2 separate regions of the Homo sapiens genome follow, and region 2 is linked to region 1. Evidence: read pairs that join two places in POLR2A ChIA-PET (ENCODE). Cell type or tissue: A673. All regions are shown on one strand.

The links. Peaks named below come from ENCODE experiments on the same cell type or tissue, not always from the same donor. Only the 100,000 strongest peaks of a DNase experiment are listed, where the experiment ranks them.
Region 2: POLR2A ChIA-PET joins it to region 1 with 12 read pairs; 2 of 35 experiments call an interaction of 5 or more read pairs at or near these places.

The regions. Positions count from the first base shown.
Region 1 is chr7:64,757,673-64,765,672 of GRCh38, forward strand. No RefSeq gene overlaps it. Among named protein-coding and RNA genes, the nearest start is that of ZNF138, 33 kb to the right of the region's middle. In A673, no CTCF peak of the experiment used is centred here; no DNase peak of the experiment used is centred here.
Region 2 is chr7:65,024,906-65,032,905 of GRCh38, forward strand. It overlaps LOC105375330 (a long non-coding RNA gene), which reads right to left. Exons shown (of 6, transcript XR_927607.1): 3 at 5,971-6,059. It overlaps LOC105375329 (a long non-coding RNA gene), which reads left to right and starts at 1,835. Exons shown (of 3, transcript XR_927606.2): 1 at 1,835-1,973; 2 at 3,604-3,819; 3 at 4,342-4,521. In A673, no CTCF peak of the experiment used is centred here; no DNase peak of the experiment used is centred here.

The DNA of each region.
Region 1 (8,000 bases):
AGGACACCCCAACTGCTGTTGGGAATTGAGTGATGGCCACTCTAGCTACCTCCTGTGGGATAGGGCTGAAGAAGGGGCCCTGCAGTTGTAGGGTCCTCCAGAGGGGAACTCTTTAGGCCAGTGAAAAGGTCAGAAGGTCTGTCCAGGGGTCCTCAGTAGAAGTTGTTAGTTGAGCTCATTTGGGGTTCCATTTTTAAGACCATCTGTAGCTTGATGGCCTCGATTCTAGAGGAAACAAATTTGACAAGGAGGTTAAAAATACAGGGCCTGAAGGCGAGTAATAACAAGATGACTGTCACGGGAACTTGAAAGGAGAAAAATCATGTCTCCCAACTCCAGAAGTTGGTATAAGAGGGTGAAAGGCATTGTCTGATTTCAGAAGCCTTTTCCTGTAAATGCCAGGCAGCATCTCATACTATCCCTGACTGGTTAGTGTAAAAGCAACACTTTTCTCCTGAGAAGGTGCGGAGTCCTCCTTTCTCATCAGTTAGGAGGTCTAGGCCTCAGCAGTTTTGGAGAGTCACTGCTGCCAAAGAGTCTATTTGGGATTGTACAGTAAGGATAGATTTCGTTATTTCTTGCAAATTGTCTGAGAAATCCTTTGAGACTGTGTGGTAGTAGGAGAATAAAGTAGATAAACTGGCTATTCCGGTTCCTGTAGCCATAGCCATTCCTAACCCTGTAAGTAGGGGTATTAGTTGTATGGCTCTGTGCTGCTGGACTTGAGCTTTGAGGGTTACTGATAGGATCTGATTTCCTGGGGCAATGTTAATGTTGGGACTTAGAAAGACTAAGGTGCAGGTGCCTGTCCAGATAGTGGGGAGGCAGATTTATAGGTTGACGTTCCACATAAGAATATACCTTGCCTGGGTAGACAGAACTAGTTGTGTATGTTAAAAAGGTGTGTGAGTTTGTTGTTTTTGTTTTCCCATACTCCTAGAGTACTTGCCAAGGTAGCTCTGGTGAGCAGCTGGAAAGGGGTGTTGGGAGAAAAATGAGTGGCTCCCTGTGTTCTCTTTTCCCATTGGAGAAAAAACCGTTCTGTATCTACTAGGAACCATTGGAGAGAGTGATTGAAAGAGGGGATGAAAAGGCATTCACTAGTGGTGGGGGCGCTGCTGCAGGGGGTCCAGGGGTGAATGGTCATGCAGGAAGTATGTTTGCCATTACAAAACCTGGACTGTTTGTTAAGCAGGGAGGAGGTGATGATTTTTGGAGACCCTGAGAGACAGACATGCTGTCTGAATGGAGCTGTTTGGGTGACTCAGAAGTTACTATGATCAGTTGGGGCTTGAAGTTGTAGGGTGTAATTACACTGATGGAGTAGTAGGTGCCCCGGGGGAAGGCCTGATAACAGATTGCGTTGGATGCATAAAGGGGTTTGGAAAGTTAAGGTGGTATTCGTAGTTACATGGCCATGTATGGGCTTTTCATTGCTTGTGTAATAGGTGAGGTTGGAAATGTAAGAATGTTAAAGTTGGTTGCACGTCCTGTTAGGGTATTCTTGGTCCTATCAGAGATGGGGAAGTTGGCTAATGATTGCATATCTAGATGTCAGAAAGGGTCTTTTCCTTCATAATGAGGATGGTAAGTTAAGTTGGTAAAGACCCAGTTTTTTGCGGGAATGGGAGTGGCAACGCAAGCAGAGTTTGATAGAGAGATGCAAAGCCAACAGTCATTTGCCAGGGAAGGATTGGACTGGTTTAACAGACAGTGGGTTAAGTTGAGAGTCTTGTATAGGTAATTAGGAGCTAGTGGAAGGGGAGGGGTGATTGTATGAGGTATCCAAGGAAGCAGGAGGGATAGATAGGCAAAGAGTATGGTTAGTATGCTGCTTAATAATATGATGAAATAGTAAAAGGATTCCATTAAAGGGGCAAGGAGAGGTGTTAACTTTTAGCAAATTTTACTTTTGTTGAAAACCTTGTAAGCTTGGGATTTCAATTACTCTTTGCTATTAATAAGACTTCGCTCAGTCCATATTAACTTAGAATTGATATAGATGGCTCCTTCCTGATTCCGTAAGTACTTTAAGGTTTGGCTGAGCACAAACAGCTCACACGTTTAAGCAGACCAATTTTTAGGCAATTTTCCTAACTCTGCCTCTACAAGAGTTTCCTTATCACTTATTGAATACCCATTGTGTCTTTTTCCCTTAAGCGCCCAGGAAGAACCACCTGTCTTTCTGTCCTGAAGGGAGTTCCTCCTATATCTGGTAGGACCTTTGTATGGTAATTAGTTAAGGTTTAGATCCCCTGTTAGGAAACCTGCTGGGTTAAGGATTTTTGATAGGAAGGCTATGGGTTGTCAGTGGCCTCAGTGCTTTTGGGCTGTGCCCTTGATTACACTGACAAGGTGGTATTGGATTGTTATAGGGTTACAGAGAAGGCCTTCAATGATCAATTATATTTACCCTGACTTTTAAAGGAAAAGGGTACACTGTTTTTTCTCCACTACTTCCATCTCTCTTTCTTTCTCTTTGACTTTCTGTCTTTTCTCTCTCTGACTCCCCTTTGTCTGTCTCTTCCTCTCTCTGACTTTCTGTCTCTCTCTTTGATTCCTTTGTCTCTTCCTCTCTCCTTCTCTGACTTTCTGTCTCTCTGACTCTTTGTCTCTGTCTCTTCCTCTCTTTTTGACTGTCTCTTTCTGTGTCTCTCTTTGTCTCTGTCTCTTCCTGTCTTTCTCTGTCTTTCCTCTCTGCTGATCTTTCCCTGACTCTGCCAGCCACTTATGCTGCTGTTCTCCCCTCTCCTTCCCCTTTTGATGGCTTCGGCAGTGTAAGAGTGCCACTTCCTTGGGTTTTTGCCTGCATGCAATAACTCCATGGTTTCCTTGTGATATTTAATGGGGGTTCCCCCAGAGGTTAGGCACTCCCTTTCTTTCCATATTGCAGTATGGGCTTGTAGGATTAGATAAGCATACTTACTATGTGTAGCAAAGTCTCCCAGTTACAACTGAGGAGGTGGGAGAAATATCTGGTTACAGGCTGTCCCAGGATTCCTCGGATGGTAGTTGACCTTGAAGACAGCTGTCCGGGACAGGAGATTAACACTGAGAGAGCCACACCAGTGTCCAGGAGGAAGTCAATTTCCTGACCCTCAATGGTTAAATGTACCCGGGGCTCAGTGAAGGTGATGATGTGAGGTGGCATTTGCCCTGGGCACCCTCAGTCCTGTTGTTGGATCATCTGGTTGGGGGCTTCTGGCCCAGAGAACCTTTGTCCTCTGGGGCAGTGCGCCTTTCAGTGATTGCCTCAGCATAGTGGAGATGGGCGAGGGGGTAGCTTGTTTCTCGTTGGACAATCTTTTTTAAAGTAGCCTTACAAATGACATTGATAACAAGCCCTACCAGGTGATTGGCCTGCTCCATTTTCTGTCCTCTCCGAACCACCAAAGTTTATTTGTCTGAGGGCCTTGACTATCCTGACCCTTGTAAAAAGGCATGTTGGATTTTGGTTTTTAAAATTCTTTTTTTTTTTTTTTTTTTTTTTTGAGATGGAGTCTTGCTGTGTCGCCCAGGCTGGAGTGCAGTGGCGAAATCTCGGCTCACTGTAAGCTCCGCCTCCCAGGTTCATGCCATTCTCCTGCCTCAGCCTCCCGAGTAGCTGGGTAGCTGGGACTACAGGCGCCTGCCACCATGCCTGGCTAATTTTTTTGTATTTTTAGTAGAGATGGGGTTCTAATCATATATTTTATTTGTTAAAAGTTGTTATTTACTTTTTTCCTTACAAAAGTGAGTGTAGTTGTTTCTCTGGTCTGCCACTTTTTGGGGGTAATTTCAAACAGAATCTCAGGGCTTAGCTTTGAGAATGCTACCAGGGAAAAATAGGAAATATCTCTCCTTTTATGGCTATAGAAAATGAATACATTTCCACAAGACGTGTAGTAAATCAACTGGTGCATTACATAGATGCATCAAAACAATAGTTCCTTTTTTTTTTGAGGGTGAAGAATTTGTAATATTTTGAATCTCTTTTCTGTAGCATGTCATTTGAATAAGTTTAATGCTAAATTTTTTAAGGTGATACTTGGCACCTTCTAAAAGTATTAATATATGGTTAATTGTTAAATTATTTTTTATAGAGATAAGTGATGTGTTTATTGTCTGAAAGGGATAGACACTTGTTTTTCGTTGTTTTGTTGTTGTTGAGATATAAAATGTAAATGCCTTACAACTTAATTCTCTTTCATAAACACTGAGTTTGAGTAATTTTGCTAGATTCTTCAAACACTGACTATTTTTTTAAATATAAAATCAAGTGTCCCAGAACTTTGGGAGGCCGAGGTGGGCAGATCAGCTGAGGTCGGGAGTTTGAGACCAGCCTGACCAACATGGAGAAACCCTATCTCTATTAAAAACACAAAATTAGATGGGCATGGTGGCGCATGCCTGTAATCCCAGCTACTTGGGAGGCTGAGGCAGGAGAATCACTTGAACCCAGGAGGTGGAGGTTGCAGTGAGCCAAGATCATGCCATTGCACTCCAGCCTGGGTGACAAGAGCAAAACTCCTCTCAGAAAAAAAAAAAAAATCAAGTGAACTATGCTGATTGGAAAATGAAAGCCCAAACCCAGTGACTCCAAGCTGGCCAGTCTTGAGCCTGCAAAAAGGGGTGATTGAACACCAAGTTGGTTGGTCTTTTACTGGTGAGTCACCCCTGCAGGTGTCCCAGCCTACTCACCTCAGCCATGGAAGAATTGTTTATACTGACAGAAGCTACAGAGCCCTGGAAAGCTGGATACTCAAAGTCAGATGCAGTTAAAGTTGGGATAGAAGTGGTTGGGGAGCCTCTTTTTGAGGATGGATTTGTTGTTATTGTCCTGGGGCTCTACCTAAACTTTGTCAAATAGAACTAATTTAGAGTTAGGTATGAAGTTACTTACTCCTAAAGAAGAATTGTAGTAAGAGAATAATACCAACTATAAGATCTTTGAGAATCTCAAAAAATAGGCAGAAAATAACTTTTATTTGCTTACTTATTCATTTATTTATTTATTTTGAGATGGAGCCTCTTGCTCTGTTGCCCAGGCTAGAGTACAGTGGCATGATCTCAGCTCACTGCAATCTCTGCCTCCCAAGTTCTAGCAGTTCTTCAGCCTAAGCCTCCCAAATAGCTGGGACTACAGGTGTGTGCCACCACGGCTAGCTATTTTTTGTAATTTTAGTAGAGATGGGATTTCACCATGTTGGCTAGGCTGGTTTTGAACTCCTAACCTCAGGTGATCCACCAACTTTGGCCTCTCAAAGTGCTAGGATTAGAGGTGTGAGCCACTGTGCTTGGCCCACTCTTGTTTCTTGATAGTACCTTTCTCTCTCCTGCCTTTCTTTTCCCCCAAAACCCTCTTTTATATTCACACAGTGTGGCAGTGTGCCCAAGTCCATCCCTCAGGTACCTGAATCCTGTGCCTACTAGAATTCAGATGTTAATAAGTTCAAGACCATGGCTTTAGACCTGGCTGTTGTCAAAGTAAATACAGAGGCTGGGCGCAGTGGCTCACAACTGTAATCCCAGCACTTTGGGAGGCCGAGGTGGGTGGATCACAAGGTCAGGAGTTCAAGACCAGCATGGCCAACATAGTGAAACCCCATATCTACTAAAAATACAAAAAATTAGCCAGGCGTGGTGGTGGGCACCTATAATCCCAGCTAATTGGGAGGCTGAGGCAGGAGAATTGCTTGAACCCAGGAGGCAGAGGTTGCAGTGAGCCAAGATCTTGCCACTGCACTCCAGCCCGGGCAACAGTGCAAGACTGTCTCAAAAAAAAAAAAAAAAAAAAAAAAAAAAAAGAAGCAAATGCAAATTAGGAAGAAGAGGCTTAATGTTTTCTTTTTAAAATAAGGGAAGATTTTTTGCTGTTTTCTATTTTCTATTTTCTTTTCTTTTTTTTTTTTTTTTTTTGAGATGGAGTTTTGCTCTTTTTGCCCAGGCTTGAGTGCAATGGTGCAATCTTGACTCACTGCAACCTCTGCCTCCCAGGTTCAAGCGATTCTCCTTCCTTAGCCTCCTGAGTAGCTGGAATTGCAGGCACCCACCACCACTCCTGGCTAATTTTGTATTTTTAGTAGAGAGGGGGTTTCACCATGTTGGCCAGGTTGGTCTCAAACTCCTGACCTCAAGTGATCTGCCTGCCTTGGCCTCCCAAAGTGCTGGGATTACAGGTGTGAGCCACCATGCCCACCCGATGTTTCCTATTTTCATAAAGCACTTAATTTGAAAACTTTTGTATTTAAATATTTTCTCTGCTTCTTTGAAATATATGTAACTCATTTGTATTAGTTAAACAGTTCATTTGTCTTTTTTGACCCAGAATTATCTTTAGGAACTGGAAACTATTGCTTCAAAATATAAATAGCAAGAGTATACACCCTATCTATCCACAGTTTGTACAGGAGAGTAGGAGGCTCCCTTCAGCAGGTACATGGCTCCACATTACAAAAGGACTTTCCGTCATGAAGATGTGAAAATTTTATTTTTCCTTTGATTATTACCAATTAGAAAACGCAGATGACCTCCCAGATTACTAGGGTTATAAACTATGTATGGCAAATGGTGTTGTCAAGTCTTCTACTTGGAAACTAATTTTGGTGACCTTTCTGTGTTTGCAATCTCTTAGTAGATTGCCTGTGATGCACATCACATTTTGGTTTAATGATATAACAAGATAGTTTTCTTGTTCTATTATTGTTAAGAGTTTTTTAGGGTTAGAGATGTTTTTGTTTCTAGCTATATTTTCTACACACTGTCCAGAATTACCAGAGGTTATACACAAGGTGCCCAACAGGTTTCATTTTAGAGGGGTCTCTCTTTCTCAAGTGTCCAATTACAACCCATAATTGTACAGCAAAATGCACAAAGTACAGCAAAGTGCTCCCCAAATCTGTAAGCAGAATGGTCTCTCCTTCTACTTAAGATCCACAATCCCTTCTAGAGAAGTTAGACTAGATTTCTGCAAAAATAACTTTTCAGAACAGCAATCAATTACTCCACCTTTTTCAGTGCTCTTGGCATCTTCAGGTCTCACACTGATTCAAAGATCATAGGGCCCCAGATCCCCAACCAGTCTCGCACATGTGCATTGATTAAACACGAGAATTTACCTTCCTCTCTCCTCCTCTTGTCCAAATGCTCACAAATGTGCATAGCTCACCAGCCTTCCAAGACCTAAATGTGCAGTTCCAAATTCTGAATTCATGTCCTGGGATTCGAGGGAAGAAAAGAACTTTTATTTGAGACATGCAAGTTCTTTTAAACCAGAGATATATTAAAATGAGACCACAGTTATATTCTGCTCTCCTCTTTGAACTATTTATCTTTTTAAATTGGTTGGTATTGCCACAACCTAATAATGCCACACTTGACTCTATAACCCACACCCTATAGCTTAACAATGTATAGTCAATCGCTAACCAGTTATTTATATAAAACAATAAGAATTTTTGACAGATAACTTTGTATCAGTACCCTCTCTGCCTTCCTTTTTTGCCTTTAAAAATACACACTTACAACTGCTTCTAATTGGAGGGTATATTCAGGGCAACTTTTTACTCCAGGGTTGCAATCTTTAAGATTTAGCCAAAATAAACTCTCTACTTATATTATGTTTACCCCAGCTTTTTCCTTTTAGGTCAAAATACTTTTTACAATGTGTTGAAAAAAATTCCATGAGAGGATCTCTCCTCTGGTTTTACTTGGCTTGCTGTAAACCCCAAAAAGGGAGAGTCACTTTGATTTCACCTAAAATCTGCACATAAAAGCTGGTCTCTGCCTTGGATTCACAAGACAGGGCCAGACTTTGGGTTGAAGACATGCAGAAAACTCACAGAAGACATTTTCTGCACCATGAGCGATGAATATAGACATCTTAAGCTTTGCTTTTAGAGTGGAGCCCTTTGCCATGTCCAGATCTTGTTCCCAGTGTCCTGCTACAGCTGTGTAAGAGGCTTCTGGTGTCAACAGAATCCTGTGGTAGAATCTGTAAGTTAAACAAGCACCTTAGCAGT
Region 2 (8,000 bases), 270 kb after region 1:
ACTTCAGTGTATTCAGTGTCTGGACCACAATGGTTCCCTTTGTCACAAGTATCCATCTACATTCACTGACTTATATGGGGGAACCTGGGGAAAAACCAGTGATATGGTTTGGCTGTGTCCCCACCCAAATCTCATCTTTAATTTTAGCTCCCATAATCCCCACATGTTGTGGCAGGGACCCAGTAGGAGGTAATTGAATCATGGGAGTGTGTTTTTCCCATGCTGTTCTCATTGATAGTGAATAAGTCTCAGGAGATCTGTTAGTTTTATAAAAGGGCAGTTCCCCTGCACATGCTTTCTTGCTTGCCACCATGGAAGATGTGCCTTTGGTCTTCCTTTGCCTTTGGTCATAATTGTGAGGCCTCTCCAGCCATGCTGAACAGAGTCCATTAAACCTCTTTCCTTTATAAATTACCCAGTCTCAGGTATGTCTTTGTTAGCAGTGTGAGAATAGATGAATACAATCAACTTCAACAGCTTAAGTGGGTCTAGCCACCACTCCAGAAGAGATACAGGATTATAAACCATGGTGGCATCCACACAGTGCTAACTCAGCATATGTGCAGAGTATATGAACTGTGGGGCTATGGTGGGCTCCACCTAGATTTCTTTCTTTTTTCTTTTTGAGATAGAGTCTTGCTCTGTTGCCCAGGCTGGAGTGCAGTGGCTCGATCTCAGCTCACACTGCAAGCTCCACCTCCCAGGTTCACACCATTCTCCTGCCTCAGCCTCCCAAGTAGCTGGGACTACAGGTGCCTGCCACCACACCCGTCTAATTTTTTGTATTTTTAGTAGAGACGGGGTTTCACTGTGTTAGACAAGATGGTCTCGATTTTCTGACCTCGTGATCCACCCGCCTCGGCCTCCCAAAGTGCTGGGATTATAGGCATGAGCCACCGCTCCCAGCCCTCCACCTAGATTTCAAAACATGTATTGAACAGCTGGGTGCCTCAGGCAGAAGTTTGTCACAGAGGTGGAGCTCATGCCTGTAATCCCAGCACTTTGGGAGGCCGAGGAGGGTGGATCACGAGGTCAGGAGATCGAGACCATCCTGGCTAACATGGTGAAACCCCATCTCTCCTAAAAAAAAAAAAAAAAAAAAAAAAATTAGCTGGGCGTGGTGGCGGGCACCTGTAGTCCCAGCTACTCAGGAGGCTGAGGCAGGTGAATGGTGTGAACCCAGGAGGCAGAGCTTGCAGTGAGCCGAGATATAGCCACTGCACTCCAGCCTGGGTGACAGAGCGAGACTCCATCTCAAAAGAAAAAAAAAAAAAAAACTTAGCTGGGTGTGATGTCGGGCACCTGTAATCCCAGCTACTCAGGAGGCCAAGGCAGGAGAATCGCTTGAAATCAGGAGGTGGAGGTTGCAGTGAGCCGAAATTGTGCCATTGCACTCCAGCCTGGGCAACGAGCAAAACTCCGTCTCAAAAAAAAAAAAAAAAAAAAAAAAGTGGCCGGGCGTGGTGGCTCATGCCTGTAATCCCAGCACTTTGGGAGGCCGAGGAGGGCGGATCACGAGGTCAGGAGATCGAGACCATCCTGGCTAACATGGTGAAACCCCGTCTCTACTAAAAATACAAAACATTAGCTGGGTGTGGTGGCGGGAGCCTGTAGTCCCAGCTACTCGGGAGGCTGAGGCAAGAGAATGGCGTGAACCCGGGAGGCGGAGCTTGCAGTGAGCCGAGATCCTGCCACTGCACTCCAGCCTGGGAGACAGGGCTAGACTCCGTCTCAAAAACAAAAACAAAGAAAGAAAATGTCTGCCTTATATCTGTCCTACCATTGAATTTTGGAGGCACCTTTTTTTTTTTTTTAAATTTCACAGGCTCACAGCTGTTGCCTCAGAATGAATTGTGCGGTGGGTCTCATCCATATCTGATTTAGATAGGACTCTGAACTTTAAACTTTTGAGTTGGTCCTGAAACAAATTAAGACTTTTGCAGCTATTGGGATGGAATGAATGTATTTTGCAGGTGAGAAGGACATGAATTTGGGTGGTTGGGGCAGAATGCTATGGTTTGAATATATCCTCCAAAGTTCATGTGTTGGAAACTTAATCCCCAATGCAACAATGTTGAGCGGTGCAACCTTTAAGAGATAATTAGGTCAGGAAGACTTTGCCTTCAGGAATGGATTAATGTTGTTATGGTGGGAGTGGGGTTCATTATGATGCGAGCGAGTTTCTTATGAAGGATGAGTTCTGCCCCCTTCCTGCTCTCTCTCACCATGTGATACTTTCTGCCATTGTCTGATATAGCAAGAAGGCCCTCACCAGATGTAGCCCCTCTACTCAGACTTCCCAACCTCCAGAACCCTGAGTCAAATAAATTTCTGTTCATTATAAATTACCTGTTATAGCAGCACAGGATGAACACAAGTGCCTCTGAATTATTCACCCTGGAGAGAAGAAACTGGTTTAAAAAATGCAGATATTTTAGTGTCTCCCAGAGCTCTGAATCTAAATCTCTGGATATCTAAACCTCTGGACATGTAATTTTTAACAATTTTCCTGGTGATTCTTAAGCACTTCAAATTTGAGAACTGCTGCTCTATACCCAATATCATTTTAACCTGGAAAATATGCACTCACCAACCGTTCAATGTTATTACCTGAGTTTGCCTGATCTTAAAGGTCACTAGAGGGCTTGATAAAAAACCAAACACCGAATGTTCTCACTCATAGGTGGGCACTGAACAATGAGAACACATGGACACAGGAAGGGGAGCATCACACACCGGGGCCTGTTGTGGGGTGGGGGGAGGGGGGAGGGATAGCATTAGGAGATATACCTAATGTTAAATGACGAGTTAATGGGTGCAGCACACCAACATGGCACACGTATACATATGTAACAAATCTGCACGTTGTGCACATGTACCCTAAAACTTAAACTGTAATAAAAAAATAGAACTAAGAAGTTACATAGTATAATATGCCATGAAAGTAAATGTATTTAATAAGGGAAGAAATGGAAAATATCAAATAAAGCAATATAATAATTTCAAAAAAAATACATATATATATACATTGTTAGGTAGCTCTGCTGGTGGCAATCATGAATAAAACAAAGCCCAAGAGTTTACATTTATTTATTTATTTGCTCTTTTTGAAATGGAGTCTCTGTCACCCAGGCTGAAGTGCAGTGGTGTGATCTCAGCTCACTGCAACCTCCACCTCCTGGGTTCAAATGATTCTCTGGCCTTAGCCTCCTGAGTGGCTGGGATTACAGATGCCCGCCAACATGCCCAACTAATTTTTGTATTTTTAGTAGAGACAGGGTTTCACAATGTTGGCCAGGCTGGTCTCAAACTCCTAACCTCAGGTGATCCACCCAACTTGGCCTCCCAAATTTCTGGGATTCGAGGTGTGAGCCACCATGCCCAGCCAAGAATCTACATTTAAATGCAGTTGTTAAATGTTCTTCTAAGTAACTGTGTACACATTTATCTATTTTGTGGAATTACTGGAAGATAGATCACTTACATTTTGGATAGCTTTAGCCCAGTATGATAATTTTAGTTTTTGAATAGCAGTTTATTTTAAGCCATTGCTTCCAGAAGAATTTAATCTGATCCAATGTTGCATTTTTCTTTCACCCATAGAGACAAGAATGAAGATAATAGCTATAGCATTTATTGAACATTAACTATGTGCCTGTCACCATGTAACTGATTCTCCTCAAACCCTCAGAGGCATGGACCACTGTACTACTGCCATCCCCATTTTATGGAGAAGATACTGAGGCAAAGGGGAGTTAAGTACCTTGCTAGGCACAGGCAGTTATTAACGCGGTAGAGCTGGGATTCCAAACCATTCTTGTAAGCAACGCAACACTGCGTCTCTGGACTTAATCCAGACCAATTTCTCTGATGCTCAAAAGTTGCCTGCATTAAATGCGCTTTTGTGAAATTCCTTCCTTCCTTCCTTCTTTTTTTTTTTTTTGTTTTGTTTTGAGATGGAGTCTCTCTCTGTCACCCAGGCTGGAGTGCAATGGCACAAAGTCCGCTTACTGTAACCTCCACCTCCTGGTTCAAGCGATTCTCCTGCCTCAGCCTCCCGAGTAGCTGCAATTATGGGTGCCCACCACTACACTCGGCTAATTTTTGTATTTTTAGTAGAGACAGGGCTTCATCTTGTTGGCCAAGCTGGTCTCAAACTCATGACCTCAGGTGATCTGCCTGCTTTGGCCTCCCAAAGTGCTGGGATTACCGGCGTGAGCCACCACGCCCGGCCAAAATATATTTCTTATATAAAAGAGAAAGTTTTCCTTGTGTTGTGTTCTACTCATGGTTAAAATGTTCCTAAAATGGGCCTTGTTGTTTTCTCTTCTTCTTCTCTAGAGCAGCTAGAAAGAAAGACACTTGTTCTTAACCCAAAGAGGCCTCTTCTAAAAATGTTTTCTATATTGGTGAGACTAATTAAACTGGAAAAGTTCATCAACTAAATGATGAAACAAGGTAAAGCCTTTTGTTAATTATTTTTGAATAATTTATTCCTGGCCTGCCACCGTGGCTCACGCCTATAATCCCAGCATTTTGGGAGGCTGAGGTGGGAGGATCACGAGGTCAAGAGATCGAGACCATCCTGGCCAACATGGTGAAATCCTGTCTCTACTAAAAGTACAAAAATTAGCTCAGTGTGGTGGCACATGCCTGTAATCCCAGCTACTCGGGGGGCTAAGAAGGGAGAATCACTTGAACCTGGGAGGTAGAGGTTGCAGTGAGCTGAGATGGTGCCACTGCACTCTAGCCTGGCGATAGAGTGGGACTCCGTCTCAAAAAAAAAATTATTCCTGGGCTCCCTATGACTTGTTGAGGAATTGCAAGATACTGGGAAGTCTCTAATTAGGGAGTTTTAGAATAAACAGAAGTATAAACATTCATAGGAGTTAGATTTGAAGACAACTGCTTTTAACACACAGACCCACCAGGAAGTGAGCATCTTGGTGGGGTTTATTTATTATGTGTTTTACTTTGAACAGAGAACATGCACGTTCATTAGCTCAAAAGTGTTCTTGTCCTCGCATAGTGAAGGAAATGTGTGCAAGATAAGGATGAATGTGGTATGCAGGGAGATCCAGGCACGGCTGGCGTTTGGCTTTGCTGATGGCTGCAATGTGGACTGTGGACTGTGGGCAAATTAACTCACCACTTTTTGAATGGCCTTTAGAGAGGAAATCCTAAAAAGATTCCAGGACTTGCAGCAGCCACACAGGAGATTGAGTATTCAAGGGAATAGAATGCTGAAGAACACAGAGACAGTTAGGTTAACTAAAGAAGATGAAAAATTAGTCTGGGCTCAGTGCTTCATACTTGTAATCCCAACACTGTGGGAGGCTGAGGCAGGAGCATCACTTGAGCCCAAAAGGTTGAGGCTGGCCTGAGTGACATAGTGAGACCCCCATCTTTACAAAAAATAAAAAGAAATCAACTGGGTACGGTGGCACGCACATGCGGTCACAGCTACTCAGGAGGCTGAGGTGGGAGAATCGCTGGAGCCTGGGGAGGTGAGACCCTGTCAAGGAGGAAGAGGAGGATGAAGAGGAAGAAGGAGGAGGAGGGGGAAGAGGAGGAGGAAGAAGGAATAGAAGAAGAGCTGGGTGCGGTGGCTCATGCCTGTAATCCCAGCACTTTTGGAGGCTGAGGCGGGCAGATCATGAGGTCAACAGATCAAGACCATCCTGGCCAACATGATGAAACCCTATCTATACTAAAAATACAAAAATTAGCTGGGCATGGTGGCTTGTGCCTGTAGTCCCAGCTATTCAGGAGGTTGAGGCAGGAGAATCACTTGAACCCAGGAAGCAGAGGTTGCAGTGAGCTGAGATTGTGCCACTGTGCTCCAGTCTGGTGACAGAGGGAGACTCCATCACTAAAAAAAGAAAGAAGAAGGAGAAGGAGTAGGAGAAGAAGAAGAAGAAGAAATGGTCTCTGAGCAGCCATGAAGAGTAGGAAGATAACCCAACCTACCTCTCACTGGGTCTATGGGGAAAATATTGATTAAGGCAGAGCAGGTCTTCACAGAGAGACTAGGTTTGGTGAGTAAGAGATTCAAAAAGCTAGAAGGGAATGAGGATATTTAAGTTACTCTTATTGCATAATATATAACCACAAAACTTTAGGTGCTTAAAATAATCTTTTTTTTTTTCATGGTTCTGGGAGTTGACTGGGTTCAGGTAGGTGATTTTCACTCGAGGTGTCTCATGCTGTTGCAGTGGCTGGGGCTGGAATCTTCACAAAGCCTTCTTCAGTCCCATGTCTGGCAACTGATGTTGGCTGTCATCTGAAACCTGTGCTGGGACTGTTGATTGGAACATCAAAATGTGGCCTCTCCCTGTGATCTGGGCTTCCTCACAGCATGGTAGCTGGGTTCAAAGAGCAAGCATCCCAGGAAGACCACGGAGAAAAGATGTCTCCTTTTATGACCTACCTTGAATCACTTCTGCCAGTCACAGACCTTCTTGAATTCAAGGGAGAGGAGCATAGGCCTGACCTCACCATGGGAGCAATGTTAAAGTTATGTTGAAGAAGAGCACATGCTATTATTATTATTATGTCTTGCTCTGTCACCCAGGCTGGAGTCCAGGTGTGCAATCTCGACTCACTGCAAATTCCACCTCCCAGATTCAAGTGATTCTCCGGCCTCAGCCTCCCAAGTAGCTGGTATTACAGGCACATGCCACCACACCCAGCTAATTTTTGTACTTTTAGTAGAGACAGGGTTTCACCATGTTGGCCAGGCTGGTATCAAACTCCTGACATCAGGTGATTCACCCGCCTAGGCCTCCCAAAGTGCTGGGATTACAGGTGTCAGCCACCACACCTAGCACATGCTATTAGTAAAAAGTCAGAAAACAGTCAGGTGAGATGGCTTGCACCTGTAACCTCGCACTTTGGGAGGCTGAGGTGGGCAGGTCACTTGAGGTCAGGAGTTCGAGACCAGCCTCGGCAACATAATGAGACCCCCCCCATCTCTATAAAAATAAAAAATTGAAAGTCAGAAAACAAAAGATGTTGGTGAGGGTTCAGAGAAAAAAGGAACACTTATACACCGTTGGTGGGAATGTAAATTAGTACAACCATTACAGACAACAGTAGGGAGATTTCTCAAAAAACTAAAAATAGAACTGCAATCCAACCAGCAATCTCACTACTAGGTATCTACCCAAAGGGAAAGAAATCAATATATCAAAAAGTACCTGTACTCATACGTTTATCACAGCACTATTCATAGTAGCAAAGATATGGAATCAACCTAAGTGTCCATCAACAGATGACTGGATAAAGAAAATATGGTACATGTACGCCACGGAACATGACCTAGCCACATAAAGAATGAAATCATGTCTTTTGCACCACTGTGGATAGAACTGGAGGCCATTCTCCTCAGTGAAATAATTCAGAAACAAAGTCAAATACTGAATGTTCTCATGCATGGGAGTTAAACAATAGGTACACATGGGGAGCAATAGATATTGGAGACTCCAAAAGATGGGAGGATGGGAGGAGGGTGAGGGGTGAAAATTTCCTATTGAGTACAATGTTCACTATTTGAATCATGGCTACACACAAAGCCCAGACCTCAGCACTCCACAATATATGCATATAGCACTCCACAATATTTGCCCCTGGTCCAGTTGTGAAGTCTCATACAGAGTATCAATCAGTCAATGTTCTCCCTTGGTTTTGAATGTATTTCTTTTACTTCAAGAGTAAGTTGTCAAGCGTGGTGGCTCACACCTGTAATCCCAGCACTTTGGGAGGCCGAGGCGGGCAGATCACTTGAGGTCAGGAGATCAAGACCAGCCTGGCCAACATGATGAAAACCTGTCTTTACTAAAAATACAAAAATTAGCCAGGCATGGTGGCAGGCACCTGTAGTCTCAGCTACTCAAAGGCTGAGGCAGGAGAATCTCTTCAACCTGGCTGATGGAGGTTGCAGTGAGTCAAGATCACACCACTGCACTCCAGCCTGTGTGACAGAGCTAAAAAAAATTTTA